Regions from separate parts of the Homo sapiens genome. Here region 1 is linked to region 2. A link is a loop called in an ENCODE intact Hi-C map of the cell type or tissue named here. Cell type or tissue: heart right ventricle. All regions are shown on one strand. Links, peaks and the distances in the headings refer to the core of each region. The heading gives the core; the rest is flanking DNA. Region 1 overlaps ENPP3 (ectonucleotide pyrophosphatase/phosphodiesterase 3). Region 2 has its middle 70 kb from the start of LINC01013.

Region 1 (8,350 bases), core at 292-8,291, 520 kb after region 2:
TCAGCCACCGCACCTGGCCAGAAGACTTCTTTCTTTATATCTCACTAACAAACCCCTGCTAGCTTTAAACTTTTCTTCTGCAACTTCCTCACCCATCTCAGCCTTCATAAAGTTGAAGAAAGAGTTAGCGTCTTGCTCTGAATTAGGTTTTGGCTTAAAAGACTGTTGTGGCTAGTTGATTTTCTATCCAGCCACTAAAACTTTCTCCATGTCAGCAATGAGGCTGTTTCACTTTCTTATTATGTATGTATTCACTAGAATAGCACTTCTCATTTTCTTCAAGAACTTTTCTTTTGTTATGACAATTTGGCTAACTGTTTGATGCAACAGGCCTAGCTTTTGGCCCATCTTAACTTTCAACATGCCTTCCTCATTAAGCTTAATCATTTCTAGCTTTTGCTTTAAAATGAGAAATGTGTCACTATTCCTTTTACTTTAACATTTAGAAGCCATTGTAGCATTACTAATTGGCCTAATTTCAATATTGTTATGCCTCAGGGAATAGAAGAGTCCAGAAGCGAGGAGGGGGACGGGAAACAGCCAGTTTGTGGAGCAATCAGCACGCATGTAATATTTATCTGTTAAGTTTGCCATCTTCTATGAGTAGGATTCATGGTGCCCCAAAACAATTACAATAGTAACATCAAAGGTAACTGATCACATATCACCAGAGCACATATAATAATAATGAAAAATTTGAAGTACTGTGAGAATTAACAAAAGGTGACACAGACACATGAAGCGGGCACATGCTGTTGAAAAAATAGCACTGGATAGACATGCTCAGTGCAGAGCTGCCACAAAACCTTCAATTGGTAAAAAAATGCAACATCTAGAAAGCACAATGCAGTGAAGCAAGGTAAGCCTGTAACTGTATACCCCCATACTCAAATAGTTACAGTCGCATTGCAAACAATAGTGAAGTCATGAATTTCATGTAGTAGATAAATATTTGTGAATATATTTTAAATATATAACTATAAAAACTATTCCATTGTGGTTTTGGTTTACATTTTTCTGAGAATTAGTGAAGCTGAGTATTTTTTAACATGTTTGCTGGCTACTTGTATGTCTTCTTTTGAGAAGTGTCTGTTCATTTGTTTTGCTCACTTTTTAATGGGGTTATTTGTTTTTTGCTTGTTGATTTGTTTAAATTCCCTATAGATTCTGGATATTAGGCCTTTGTTGTAGTTTGTGAATATCTCCTCCCATTCTGTAGGCTGTTTGCTCTGTTGATAGTTTCTTTGGCTATACAGAAGCTCTTAGTTTAATTAGGTCTCACCTATTTTTTGTTTTGTTGTAATTGCTTTTGGGGACTTAGCCAAAAATTATTTGCCAAGACCCATGTCAAGAAGAGTATTTCCTAGGTTGCCTTCCAGGATTTTTATAGTTTGAGGTCTTATATTTAAATCTTTAATCCATTTTGAGTTAATTTTTATATATGGCAAAAGGTAGGGGTCCAGCTTCAATGTTCATGTGGCTGGCTAGTTATCCCAGCACCGTTTATTATGTTATTTCCCAATTGCTTGTTTTTGTCAGCAAATCAAAACCACAATGAGATACCATCTCACACTAGTCAGAATGGCCACCGCTAAAAAGTCAAAAAACAATAGACGCTATGGTGAGGCTGCAGAGAAAGGAACACTTATATACTGTTGATGGAAGTATAAATTAGTCCAGCCACTGTGGAAAGCAGTCTAGAGATTTCTCAAAGAACTTAAAACAGAGATACCATTCTACCCAGCAATCCCATTACTGGGGATATACCCCTCCACCAAAATAAAACATTCTACCAAAAAGACACATAAACTCATATGTGTATTGCTGCATTATTCACAATAGCAAAGACATGGAATCAACCCAGGTGCTCAACAATGGTATATTGGATAAAGAAAATGTGGTACATATACATCATAGAATACTATGCAGCCATAAAAAAAGAATGAAATCATGTCCTTTGCAGCACCATGAATGGAGCTGGAGGCCATAATCCTAAGCAAATTAATGCAGGAACAGAAAACCAAATACTGCATGTTGTCACTTATAAGTGGGAGCTAAACATTGAACACACGTGAACATAAGTATGGGAACAATAGACACTGTGGACTACTAGAGGGAAGAGGAGGTGTATGGGTTAAAAAACTACTTATTGGGTACAATGCTTACTACCAGGATGATAGGTTCCATATTCCAAACCTCAGACTCACACAATATTCCCATGTAACAAATCTGCACATGTACCCTCTGTATCTAACATGAAAGTTGAATTTTTTAAAAAAAGTTAATAAAGGCAAACATTGTAAAGGTAAAATAAATATAAATAAATAAATAACAAAACTATTACAGAAGACCATTCCAGGTCTCTCCAGGAGTAGTGAATTGTACTTCCAAAAATATTGCTTTAAGATATCTGGAAGTTTCTCTACTCATTTACTTACAATTTGGGATGTGGGAACCAATCGAAAGCAGTTGCAATTATACTTAGTGAGTAAAGAGATTATCTTTTTGACTTGTAAAAAAAAGATCTGTAAGAGGTATAATTCACTATCCTCTTATATTAGTCACACAAAAAATGAGAAAGACGATGCTACCTGAAGCTCACTAATGCAACCCTTTTGAATGGGACATCAGCCCTTTCAATATAAGCCAGTATTTAGTGCTACTATTACTGCAAGCTAATTTCTGTGGATGTGTCAGCTCCAAAATGAAAACAACTAAGATAAAAGCAACTAATATGCATATAAAATAATGTTGATGGAAGGTTTAGAAATAAATTCCAAGTAGCTTAGATTTAGAAATATACAATATGAATTTCTCAAAAACCCAGATTAAGGTCATTGCATTAACTTAAATATATGTATTAAGAGTATTGTATACTTACACTGAGGTTTCTAACAATTTCCTCAGAATTAACTGTTTCAAAAGAAAAAGAAATAAATGACATTACAATTGATAACGAACAAATGCAAAGAATGTGAACCACTCAGGTGAATTTGATACATTCACTTATTAATAACTGTGATCTGGTAAAATTATATTAAAAATTATTTCAAGCAAAGAATTATTTTAGCATTTAGAACTGAGTAGGATATATTTCAACCTAACAATATTAGATATTACCATAGACTTTATAGACTGTACTTAAGCATGGGAATTTCCCACTTGTTTCTCTGTGGTCTTCTCAAGAAGTCAGTAGAGGGTCTGATAACCCCAACTTCCTCTCAGAATTAGTGGACTATGGTTATTCACTTTCAGGTTTACCCTTTTTTTCATATAGGTGTCTTCATACTTACAACTAAAAAAGTCATGAGGTATATTATGAGCTCGGATGCGGGGGGCAGGCCCTTCGTACATGTAGAAGAAGTTTATTCTGGGAAAATAATCAGTCATGTATTCCATCTTGTTACAATAAGTCTGGTCCATTCCTGAATAAAAAAATAATCATAATAACCCACTGAATGTATATAAATGGCAACGGTTGATTTCTGTCTTGTCAAATAGAAGACATTTTATGTTACAGATCTCAAACTAAGCTTCACTGAGAATTTACGCAATTCACCCTATTACTCTACTCTGGCAGAAAATTGTGGCAGTGGAGAAGGGTCATGTTTGAGGGAAGAACAGATGGGTATCATAAACAGATCATTTGTTCAATGTATAATAGATTAATGGAAATAACCTTTACCTTTAAAAGTATATTATTTCGGCTGTGCTCCGTGGCTCACACCTGTAATCCTAACACTTTGGGAGGCTGAGGGGGGAACTCACTTGAGGCCAGGAGTTCAAGACCAGCCTAGCCAACATGATAAACCCCATCCCTACCAAAAAATACAAACGTTAGCCAGGCATGGTGGCATGCCCCTATAGTCCCATTTACTCGAGAGGCTAAGGCACGAGAATCATTTGAACCTCGAAGGTGGCAGTTGCAGTGAGCCGAGATTGTGCCACTGCACTCCTGCCTAAGTGACAGAACAAAATTCTGTCTCAAAAAAAAAGTATAAAGTAATTTAAATTTATATAAGGAGTACGTGCTATAAAAAGATTTGGTAGTTAACCTTTTTTATTTGAAGATTTTTCAGACTGCACATGAATTTTTTTTTTTTTTGAGACAGAGTCTTGCTCTGTTGCCCAGGCTATAGTGCAGTGGTGTGATCTCGCTTCACTGCACTGCAGCCTCCACTTCCCGGGTTCAAGTGATTCTCCTGTCTCAGCCTCCCAAGTAGCTGGGGCTACAGGCATGTGCCACCACACCTGGCTAATTTTGTAGTTTTAGTAGAGATGGGGTTTCACCATATTGGCCAGGCTGGTCTCGAACTCCTGACCTCAGGTGATCCACCCACCTCAGCCTCCTAAAGTGCGGGGATTACAGGCCTGAGCCATGGTGCCTGGCTTGCATATAAATTATTATTTTCATTAATTTCTTTTAACAAAATGTACATCAAAAGTTTCCATTTAATTTTAAAACAATAAGGCAAAGTGTTAGAGAACTACCTTAGAAATTTTAAAAATACATTACTATGTTTCCCATTATCTGGATGCTCTAAAATACGACCAAAAGTTCTGCAGACACACTATTTTTCTTCCTCATGCCCCATGGCTGGTCTCTTCACAGATATTGGGGCTTGACTTTAAACGTCCTCCTCAAGAAGACAGTTTGACCACCCTAGCTAGGAAGGATCTACTCCATATCTAGGAAAGTACCTATCATTGAGTAGGCACTTAAAAAAATATCTGTAGAGGACAGGCCCGGTGGCGCACTCCTGTAATCCCAGCACTTTGGGAGGCCGAGGTGGGCGGATCACAAAGTCAGGAGATTGAGACTAACCGGGCTAACACGGTGAAACCCCATCGCTACTAAAAATACAAAAAAATTAGCCAGGCGTGGTGGTGGGCGCCTGTAACCCCAGCTACTCAAGAGGTTGAGGCAGGAGAATGGCATGAACTCGGGAGGCAGAGCTTGCAGTGAGCCAAGATCGGGCCACTGCATTCCAGCCTGGGTGACAGAGCGAGACTCTATCTCAAAAAAAAAAAAAAAAAAACCTGTAGAGTGAGTGCATATGTACTTCAAAACTGTTTGAATGCATTTTGCGTGAGGTGGCAGAGGGTGTCTCCACTGTTTCACTTCCTTTAACATTCAGGTTAACCAAAATCAAGAGTTAACCTCAAGTAGAGAAATGTGAGGTGACAGTAACTTTAAAGATGAAAAGCTATGAATAAACACACATCTATTTACATAACTAAAAAAAAATACACACGGTGTGGCAAAACTTGCCAATTACAGTAAACTGCAGCCAATCTACATAAACGAATCATGGCTGGAAAGAAGGTCCCAAAGCACTTTTTAGATTGAATAAAAACCCAACCACATCCCTGTTAAATATCATTAACTCTACTTTTACAAAACATAGTGTCTGTGGGTAGGTTTTCAGGGGTATCAGAATAATTAAACTAGAAAATTTAATGTAGTCCTCTTTTCATCACATTCTACCACAATTCATTCCTTGCTTCTTCAAGAGACTTTAGGTCTGGAAGTAGAGATTTTAAAATATCACTATTATTTGTGTATGATTTCTGAAGTGATAAATTATAGTCAATGATAAAATAAGAATGTTTTTTAAAAGCATACCATGGTCAGCCAGAAGGATGATATTGACACAGTTGTGCAAATTCCGCTGCTTCAGGCCTTCCATCAACATCCCAAAAGCATGATCTACTACCTGTAAGGCTTTAATTACCTGAAAAATAATTTGGAGTTAAGATTGTCGTAATGAGTTGTCTTAATTAGCCAAACCGTTATCTAATGAAGTAAAAATTAAACACATCTCCATCTCTGAAATTGCTGGTTTTGAAACAGAACCTCAGAGCCCAGCACTAGCACCCATGCTACCATATTCATCAAATACCAATTCCCTAAATTTCTATAAACAAAAATCTAAATCATACTTCCTACAAAGGAAGATAGACTGCTGGCCAATAAATACATGAAACCATGTTGAATGTCAACTAACACTATTCAACTGTAAAAATTTTCATAGCGATGCTCTCAGTTAGAAAGAAGAGTGGACAGATACTTCTAAGACAGCCTAAGGGTCACATACATTCCAGAGGGTCATGTGACAATAGGTTTCCAGGGAGTTAAAAAGAGCATCTGCAACTCAACGATTCTACTTCTGGGCATTTGTCCTAAGTCAACACTTGGAGTACAAATGGAGACTTGCATACAAACACAGTCATCACATTACTGATTTATAATTTAAATGCAAGGAAAAATAATTTATTTATTTATTTATTTTTAGGGACAGGGTCTTACTCTGTTGCCCAGGCTAGAGTACAGTGACACAATCACAGCTCACTGCAGCTTTGATCTTATGGACTAAAGCAATCCTCCTGTCTCAGCCTCCTGAGTAGCTAGCACCACAGGTGGACACCATCATGCCTGGCTAATTCTTTAATTTTTTGTAGAGATTCGATCTCATTAAGTTTCCCAGGCTGTTCTCAAACTCCTGGGCTCAAGTGATCCTCCTGCCTCAGCCTCTCAAAGTGTTGGAATTACAGGTGTGAGCTGACACGCTTGGCCACAAGGAAAAGTAAATGATGACACATTCTTAAGAAGACTTACTCTATATCCATGAAAAGATACTTTTAAAGAACAGTGGGGCAGGGTGTGGTGGCTCATGCCTGTAATCCTAACACTTTGGGAGGCTGAGGCAGGTGGATCACCTGAAGTCAGGAGTTTGAGACAAGCCTGGCCAAAATGGTGAAACCCCATCTCTACTAAAAATGCAAAAATTAGTTGGGCGTGCTGGCAGGCACCTATAATCCCAGCTACTAGGGAAGCTGAGGCAGGAGAATCACTTGAACCCCAGGGGGGCAGTGAGCCAAGATTGCACCACTTCACTCCAGTCTGGGTGAAAGAGTAAAACTCCCTCTCCCCATCCCCCACAAAAAACAATGGCATAGGAAAATAGTCACAAAACAATGTTAAGCAATAAAAATGAAAACCAAACTGTATACATATTGCATAATCCTGATTTTGTTTTGAAATATATTTAGCATTTCTTAGTAAACATGCATACACAGAAAACTATAAGGAAATATATCAAAGTACTATTGACAGTGGTTGTCTCTAAATAGTAGAATTGGAGTTCATTTTTATTTTATTGTTTATACTCACTGCCTTTGTGTTTTTTAATTTTCTACACTTTATGAATATAATCATGGAACTAATATAAAGTTTAAGTAAATTTCACTGATGTAAATTTTCTGTGTTTTTTTTTTTCCAGTGAATAAGAAAGCATAATAGCAATGGATTGGGGAAAGAAATGTCTTATCTCTCAGAGTACTATTATAACAATGATTGCCTCTTCTTTTTCTTTTTTTGAGAAGGAATTTTACAAGCCTGATAGAGTTAAGGTCTTTAGTGCATTATCTCTTGAAATCCTCACAGCAAATATTCATGGAAAGTGCTACCAGAACAGTCAGTTGTAAAGGTCAGGAAACTTGAGGTTTAAAGAAGTTAAGTGACATGTTCACAGTCCTTCAGTTAATAAGGGACAGAGCAGGACTTGAACACAAGCCACTCTCTATCTACAGCTCAATCCATCATCAACTCCAAGATGCTTTCCTGGCCTTCAGTCTTAGTGTGACCTGCACTTTGGTTTGCCAGCGAGAGTTACTGTTTCCACCTGTTGTCATGACATAACGTTCCTTTTACATAGTCATCTGATTCACTCCCCCAACCACACCAAGAACCCCCTCCTCTTCTGTCCTCTGCCAGCACCCTGGCATATGGCTGCCATTGGACTCTTTACAGTTTTGAAATCATCTGTGTACCTGTCTGCCTCTCAAGGAGAGCATGAGTTCTCACAGGAAAGGGATCATGCAACCCAAATCATTACATATTTCTTGAACCCAGATTCTGTCATGAAGTACACACTCCATAGAATGTGAAATGCCAGTTCCCAACTCTCACCCAACCAAAGGAAAGAAACAAGAAATTCCTATAATGGGCAACAATTGAGTAGCTTTGATAAGTTTGAGTGATAAGTTTTCCACTTAGTGAATGGGCCAAAATAAACTAAAATCGCCTTTTTACTGTCAATTTATAAGTCATATTAACTCTGAATAAAGGTATGCGATTAAAACTAACAATAATAATTAAGAAAGTCAGAAAATCTCTACTTCCATTCATTTGCCTCTTCTTCTCAAGTTTTAAGTGACAGTTGGTCCTAACCCTTCTATTTTCTCTCTTTGCTTTCTCCTTAGGCCATCTCCACTTCTGTGCACCATCTATATGCTGCCGATATCCCAGATCTTCACCTCCTTTGAGCTTTAAATCCACATTTATTTG
Region 2 (8,350 bases), core at 100-8,099:
GATCAAGTAGGCTTTATTCCTGGGGTGCAAGTTTCATTCAGCATACACAAATCAGTAAATACAGTTCACTACATAAATAGAATTAAAAACAAAAACCAAAAGATCATCTCAATAGATGTGGAAAAAGCTTTCAATAAAATGCAACATCCCTTCATGATGAAAATCCCTAAGAAACTAGGTATCAAAGTAACATACCTCAAAATAACAAGAGCCATTTATGAGAAACCCACAGCTGACATCATGCTGAACAGGCAAAAAGTGGAAGCATTCCCTTTGTGAAATGGAATGAGACAAAAATGCCTACTTTCACCACTCCCATTCAACGTAGTACTGGAATGCTAACCAGAGCAATCAAGCAAGAGAAAGAAATAAAAGGCACCCAAATAGGGAAAGAAGTCAAGCTATCTCTCTTCATGGATGACCTGATTCTACACCTAGTAAGCCCTAGAGATTCCACCAAAATGTTCCTGGAACTGATACACAACTTCAGTAAATTTTAAGGATACAAAATCAATGTACGAAATTCAGTGGCATTTGTACACACCAATAATGTGCAAGCTGAAAGCCAAATCAAAAATACAATCCCGTTTACAGTAGCCAAAAAAAAAAATACCTAGGAGTACATCTCACCAAGGAGGTGAAAGATCTTTACACCAAGAAGAACAAAGCACTGCTAGAAGAAATAACTTATGTCAAATAAATGGAAAAATATTCCATGCTCATGGATTGAAAGAATCAACATAATGTAAATGGTTATTCTGCCCAAAGCAATCTATAGATTCAACTCTATTCCTGTCAACCTACCAATGTAATTTTTCATAAAACTAGAAAAAAAAACTATTCTAAAATTTATATGGAGCCAAAAAAGAGCCCAAATAGCCAAAGCAGCCCTAAGCAAAAAGAACAAAGCCAGAGGCATCACATTACCGGTTTCAAACTATACTATAAAGCTACAGTAACAGACCCATAGATCAACGGAACAGAAAAGAGAACCTAGAAATAAAGTCACACACCTGCAGCTATCTAATCTTTGACAAAATAAACAAAAACAAAAACAATAGGGAAAGGACTCCCTATTCAATCAACGATGCTGGGATAGCTGACTAGTCATATGCTGAAGAATGAAACTGGACTCCTACCTTTCACCATATACAAAAAGCTGCTCAAAATGAATTAAACATTTCATTGTAAGACCTCAAACTGTAAGAATCCTAGAAGAAAACCTAAGAAACATCAGTCTGGGCATTGGCCTTGGGAAAGAATGTATGATTAAGTCCTCCACAGCAATTACACAAAAATGAAAATTGACAAGTGGAACCTAATTAGACTAAAGAGCTTCTGCACAGCAAAAGTAACCATCAACAGAGTAAACAAGCAACTTACAGAATGGGAGAAAATATTCACAAACTATGCTTCCAGTGAAGACCTAGTGTCCAGAATCTGTAAGAAACTAAACAGTTGAATAAGCAAAAAATAAATAACCCCATAAAAATGTTTAAAAGACATAGACATTTCTCAAAAGAAGACATACAAGCAGCCAACAAACATATGAAAAAATGTTTCATATCATTAATCATCAGAAAAATGCAAATCAAAACCACAATGGATACTATCTCACACCAGTCAAAATGGCTGTTAATAAAAAGCCTAAAAAAACAACAGATGCTGGCAAGGCTGCAGAGAAAGGGAACACTTATACACTGTTGGTGGGAACGTAAATTAGTTCAGCAACTGTGTAAAGCAGTTTAGAGATTTCTCAAAGAAATTAAAACAGAACTACCATATGACCGAGCAATCGCATTACTGGATATACGTGTCCACAAGAAAATAAATCATTCTACCAAAAAGACAGATGCACTCGCATGTTGATTGCAACACTATTCACAATAGCAAAGACATGGAATCAGCCTAAGTGCCCATCAGTGGTGGCTGGGATAAAGAAAATGTGGTACATATTCACCATAGAATACTATGCAGCCATAAAAAAGAACAAAATCATGTCCTTTGTGGCAGCATGGATGCAGCTGGAGGTCATTATCCCAAATGAATTGATGCAGGAATAGAATACCAAATACTGCCTCTTCTCAGTTACAAGTGGGAGCTAAATATTGGTTACTCATGAACATAAAGATGGCAACAACAGAAACTGGGGACTACTGGGGTGGCAGAGAAGCAGTGAAAAACTAACTATTGGGTATTATGCTGAGTACCTGGGTGATGGGATCATTTGTACCTCAAACCTCAGCATCACACAATATATCAAGTAGCTAACCTGCACATACCCTCCCTGAATTTAAAATAAAAGTTGAAAAGAAAATTTAATTAAATCTCAATTACAATATTAAGAAAATACATTACCAAAAAATACATACAATATGATACCATTTGTGTAAAATATGAAAACATGCCAAGCAGTGTTGGACATTGTGCTATAATAATGTTATAACAATGTAAACATGCATGAGAAAAATAAATAATCAAATTCAGGTTGGTGATTATCTTGCAGAAGTTAGAGAGGGAGGAAGGAAAACATAAGACATGAGAGAGGTAGAGAGGGAACCCCAATCATATTTGTAATAAGTATTGCTTTAAAGAAAACCCTAAAAGTTGAAGCAAGTATGGCAAACTGGTAGAACTTGATAGAGCTGGGTAGCTGGGTCTTGGTTCCAGATACTTAATTGTCACATATTTGAAATATTCCTTTTCTTTCTTTCTTTCTTTTTTTTTAATTGAGACCGAGTTTCACTCTTGTCGCCCAGGCTGGAGTGCAGTGGTGTGATTTTGGCTCACTGCAACCTCTGCTTCCCAACTTCAAGTGATTCTCCTGCCTCAGCCTCCCGAGTAGCTGGCATTATAGGCATGCACCACCATGGCCGGCTAATTTTTGTATTTTTAGTAGAGATGGGATTTCACCACATTGGTCAGCCTGGTCTCAAACTCCTAACCTCAGGTGATCTGCCTACCTCACCCTCCAGAAGCGCTGGCATGAGGCACCGCACCCAGCCTGAAATATTTCTTGATAACCAAAGTAAGGGCATTAAAAACACAAGAAATCAGAAACCATCTTTTTAAAAACAGGTTTGGGAAAGTGTTTTATATAGGGTGGAGTTGGATTAAAAGATCCAATTTGCTGCTTCAAACTCTGGGACCCTCATTTAAGGAAATGATGTCCTTTTCTTAATATCAGTCTCCTGGCTAGTTCAGGCCCATTTTCCCTGACCATATGAATTTTTCCAAATGGGATCTTTCAGCAGTATGCTTTTCAGCAATAAGGATACAGGGGTTTTATGGGATCAGAATCTTTAGACAGTATGATCATTAAGAGAAGGTTAAACTGAAAAGTCAGAAGAAGAGAAAAATTTCACAGAATTCAAATGTAAGATTAGACATATGTTAAGGAACAAACAAGCCACATATATACATCTTATGTGATTGGGGGGAAATGTTTGTATTGCTTTTTTAGCTGTTTCTGGAAGACTCTTAAAAGTCCTCTTTATAGTCTCATTTGAGCATTTTGTTTTCTTCTTTTCTGGGCATGGTTAACAAATTAAAGAGCCTATTTCCTTTCCACAGCTGTGCGTCATTGCCTTAGGGACTATTATGGGAACGGATTCTAAAGGAGTTACTTCTGCTGTCCAGCAGCAAGAGCTCTTAATATAAACAAGGCTGTAAGCTACCCACATATTGAACAGATGTCTGCGAGCATTCCTGCTGGCTACTCTGTCCTGTGGGATGTCCACTGTGTATTCCCTGATAGCAGACCCCTGACCTATGAAGTAATGTTGCCCTGAAGACACTGGATGCAAAGACAGGTCTGAAGTAAATTCAGTGAATTTGCTTCCTTACGCAGCCCTTAGAAAGTGATGGCTGCAGTATCTGGGAGTTGTGGGAGATTGGATTGTATTTTATATCTATAGATATTTGTTAATTTTTACTATTTTCATGAAAATGAGAAACTCTAAAACTAAGGCATTTTGGAAAGCTAATATTTTCCAGTAGGGATAAATACATATTTTAAAGTTCCAAATGATTAAATGGCTTAGATGGGTGCATTTTACCAAAGGCCTATTCATAAAATGAGAATTGGATTAAGATTGTTTAAAATTAATGCAATAATGAAGCTGATGCTGACTTTCTTTCTAATGTACTAAAATAACCAGTCTGACTTCAAATATCTGTATTTATTTTATTTGCTAGACATCCTCACCTTATTAAAAAGGAATTTTCTTAGCAAGACTTATTTGGAGAATTGAGCAAGTGAGATTTTAGGAAATGGGACAAGAGCTAGAGCAAGATAATGTTCTAGAATATGCAAAGACAAAGGGAACTATGCAGGTGCTTCGATTATCTGAGATGTTTCCAGCCTGCTGAGAATGGACCTGATTGTATACCAAAGTCAGGCTTTCATTCTAACTGACTTTGGGCAATGAAAGTATGTTAGTAAATGGCTTTGGCATATGGTCATCTCAGGCTGAGATCACTGATCTCACAGTCCTGAACTTTTAGAGTTGAAGGAGTTTTTAATATTGATAAGGAACTGTGGCCCACGCAGGACCACACATCATGATGGTGTAAGTATCATTTAACCTTATCTTTACCTTTAATTTTTGCGTTCTAAAGGTACTTGATTGTTATAAAAGTCTAAAAATATTATTTACATATATACATACACATATATACATATAAATGTATATATTTAAACAATATATAAATGTATGTATTTATATATTTAAACATATGTATATAAACACTACTCATGAACAGATTTTGACAAAAAAGAAGAAAAAATCAAACTTGAATCCAACCAAGACTCTAGATCTTATTAATAATTTATGATAAATTTAAGGGAAAGAAAAATATGTCAGATTACATCATGAGGTTGCAATCAGCAAAATTTAGACAGTGCAAACTCTACTGGTTAAGGAGTTGTGTTTCTTCCACACACAAACATAGTTATGAAAAGGGAAGCTTTAAATGAAAAGAAATGTAACAGACCTACCAATCTAATGTCAATCTTAATTATAAAACTGTGGAGAGGGGTGTGTGTGTATGAAACAAACAGGTAAATATAAACAATAATTCATTTTTTATGCTATTAAGTAACCATTGTTAAAATTATTTTCTTTTTTAAAAAAATTATTTCAGTTTTTTGAGATATAATTGGCAAGTAAATTTGTATAAGTTTAAGATATACAACATGATGATTTGATATTATATATTGTCAAATGGTTACCACAATCAACACATCTATCACCTCACCTAGTTACCATTGTGTGTGTGTTTGTGTGTGTGTGTGTGTGTGTGTGTGTGTGTGGTGAGAACATTAAAAATCTATTTGCTCAGCAGATTTCAAGTATACAATATGGAATTTTCAACTATGGTAATATTAAAAGTTTCTTGGTATAATAATGACATTATAGCTTTTTGAGGGAGTTCTTATCTTTAAGAGATACAAACTATAATATTTACACATAAAATGATAGATGGCTGAGATCTACTTCAAAATATTCTGACTGGCATGGGGTAGCGTGGATGGGGTATAGATAAAACAAAACTGAACATTTTGATAATTATTGAAAGTGAGTAATAGACTCACTGGGTTCCTTAAACTAGTCTTTCAACATGTGTGTTATATTTGAAAATTTCCATAATAAAAAGTTAGAAAAATTTACTGAACACTAAGCTAAAATTCCCATGAAGGCCAGAATTGCGTCTATCTTATTTACCCTTTCATCCCTAGAACATAGCATAGTAGATATATATAATAGCATCTCAATGTAGTCAGAATTTATTAACCAACAATATTTGATATTTTATACTTGAATCTAAAGAGTTTCATTTGCCTTCATGAGGCCTCTGAGAAGTAGGATTCACTATACCTTAAGAAGTAGTGGAAGAACAGGGCTCAAAGAATAAACTCAGTCTATGTGCTGTATTAATTTATTTATGCCCCTAACATTTCTTGATTTAAGTGATCCTTTCAATCTGAGTCTGTCATATACCCTATTACAGAGGTCTTCCAAAAACTCTTCTAGAGTTATTTTAAGGTCTAAGGTCTACTTTATCCTAACTTCCAAAATTCCCAGCAAGTTAATTGATATGTTTTGGTTCTGTGTCCCCACCCAAATCTCATCTTGAATTACAATCCCCACGTGTTGGTGGAGGAGCCTGGTGGGAGGTGATTGAATCATGGGAGTGGACATCCCCCCTTGCTGATCTAGTGTTAGTGAGTTCTCATGAGATCTGGTTGTTTGAAAGTGTGTGGCACATGCGCCCTCACTCTCTCTCTCTGGCTCTGCCATGGTAAGACGTGCTTGCTTCTCTTTCACCTTCCAACATGATTGTTAACTTTCCTGAGGCCTCCCAGTCATGCGTCCTGTTGAGCCTGTGGAACTGAGCCGATTAAACCACTTTCCTTCCTAACTTACCCAGTCTCAGGTAGTTCTTTACAGGAGTGTGAGAACAGACTAATACATTAATTGAATAAACTTTTGTTTAGAAATTCAGTATAAAAGATATTCTGCCCTGTGATTGGGGTAAAGCAAAGGAAATATTTAGTCCTCGAGAAGCTAACTTCTATGGTGTGGATTAGGAGCCTACTCTCTATATAGAAACTGACCCTAACATGTTTAGGAGTTGCTTTGCTCATGAGCTATGAGGGACGTTATTTTTTTTCTTCTTCATCTTACTGTCTTGAAACAAAGTCAGAGCAGCTGAACTATAGTGGGGTTATTGGTTATTTGAGTCAGCTGCTGCACTCACATGCTATTACTCTAAGCTATGAGCCCCGATATGATTGAAGGGAGAGTTTTTGTCACTGATGTCATCCTGGCTTTGGTTGTGGAGCTTTCTTTAAAATTTCACTTTGCGTGATAGGCATACTTAATCCTATGCAAAGATAAATCTAAATAGTGCTGGATAGTGAACATACATTATCATTTTTTGGCGTCTTTTTGTTGGTGGTGGTTTTTGTTTTGTTTTGACCACTGTCTAAGGCAGAAATCTAGTCCAAATTATGACAGACTTCTGACTCATCATTTGGAAAATGGCCTTCCATTTGCCAAAGGTTTATTCAGATGTTTTTATTGTATTATGATTATTATTTCTACTTTTTTTCCCTAGAATCTGAAGTTTTTAAGATTAAACCTACAAAATAGAAGGTTATCCTTTAACTATTAAAAAGGGAAAAAATAAAAACCCCAAGAATGTGATTATAATTTAGACTAGCCATGAGAATTAATGACTCCAACCCACACTCAACACAAAATTTTATTAGTCTACAGTTTGTACTGTATGCTCTTACATTTCAGTCCGTCATGCCCTAAAAATGTGCTTTTCCACTTGGATAAATAATTGAAAATCACCCAATGTCTAAGGCTAGTTTGCTTCTGATTTCCACTGTGAGGCTATACAACTTTTGGGAACATGTGATCAGTGCCGAACAAGGGCAAAAGTTTACCAACTATAGCTCCTTTAGTGTGAGTGTTGGTGTTTGGGCTCTGTTTCCCACAGAGAATTTTATCCTTAAATGGAGTGTGTCTATTTTTTATTTTACAAGTCCAAGTAACAATTTCATTTTAGTCAACAGCACAATTTTTTATATATATTTTACTGGTTCTGAGTGTTACTTTTGAGCAGACTTTCACATGAATTCACAAAAGTTAATATATTAAAAATAAAACACATATAATAAAAAATAGGCAAAGATGTTCAGAATCATGATATAGGGATGTTCCAGTTGGTTCTATCACTGGGTACACTAGCTATTTAACAATTCACTACCAGATACCAGTTCTCCTCCTTGTTCCCATACAATTCACCAAAATCAAAGACTTCTACACACACACAAACACACACACACACACAGACACACACACAACAAACCTTCTTTTAAAGCCATATCCATTAGAAAGCCCAAATGTGTCATGATCAGCTAATTTCATTGATCAAGTCCAGCCCATTAGGAGGAAACAGGCAATATCTTTGCATGTCTATTTTAAACTTAATAAAAATACAAATTTCACTGAAAGCACTAAAGTGCAATATCTTGGGGTATGTAAAGAACAGGCAGGGCATGGGCCCCATAAACACCACCTGCTCTTCTCCAGAGCTGCTGTGATAAGGAGATCCTAGCTACAGGCTGTCAGTCTGGAAACTTTTTTTCGGTGAACACTTCGGTGTGCCAGTTCCTGGCCAGCAAATGTCAGTTGCTGAGTCAAACCTGAGGCATGCAGAGAAGGCCATCTTCTTAAGTGCCGGTACTGGGCACCTCTGACAAGAATGGCTTGGGCATCTAAGCATCTCAGGGTCTTCCTTCAATTCTACTGATGATTGAAATATATTTTGATCC

Evidence for each region. Peaks named below come from ENCODE experiments on the same cell type or tissue, not always from the same donor. Only the 100,000 strongest peaks of a DNase experiment are listed, where the experiment ranks them.
Region 1: it touches region 2 in a loop (4-fold over the local background); 2 of 110 quality-filtered maps call a loop at or near these places.

What each region holds. Positions count from the first base shown.
Region 1 is chr6:131,680,439-131,688,788 of GRCh38, reverse strand. It overlaps ENPP3 (ectonucleotide pyrophosphatase/phosphodiesterase 3), which reads right to left. Exons shown (of 25, transcript NM_005021.5): 12 at 5,627-5,735; 13 at 3,294-3,425; 14 at 2,882-2,913. Among named protein-coding and RNA genes, the nearest start is that of OR2A4, 17 kb to the left of the region's middle. RefSeq lists an enhancer at 122-251. In heart right ventricle, for the core only: no CTCF peak of the experiment used is centred there; no DNase peak of the experiment used is centred there.
Region 2 is chr6:132,198,089-132,206,438 of GRCh38, reverse strand. No RefSeq gene overlaps it. Among named protein-coding and RNA genes, the nearest start is that of LINC01013, 70 kb to the right of the region's middle. In heart right ventricle, for the core only: no CTCF peak of the experiment used is centred there; a DNase peak (open chromatin) is centred at 3,688; H3K27ac peaks cover 4,966 bases.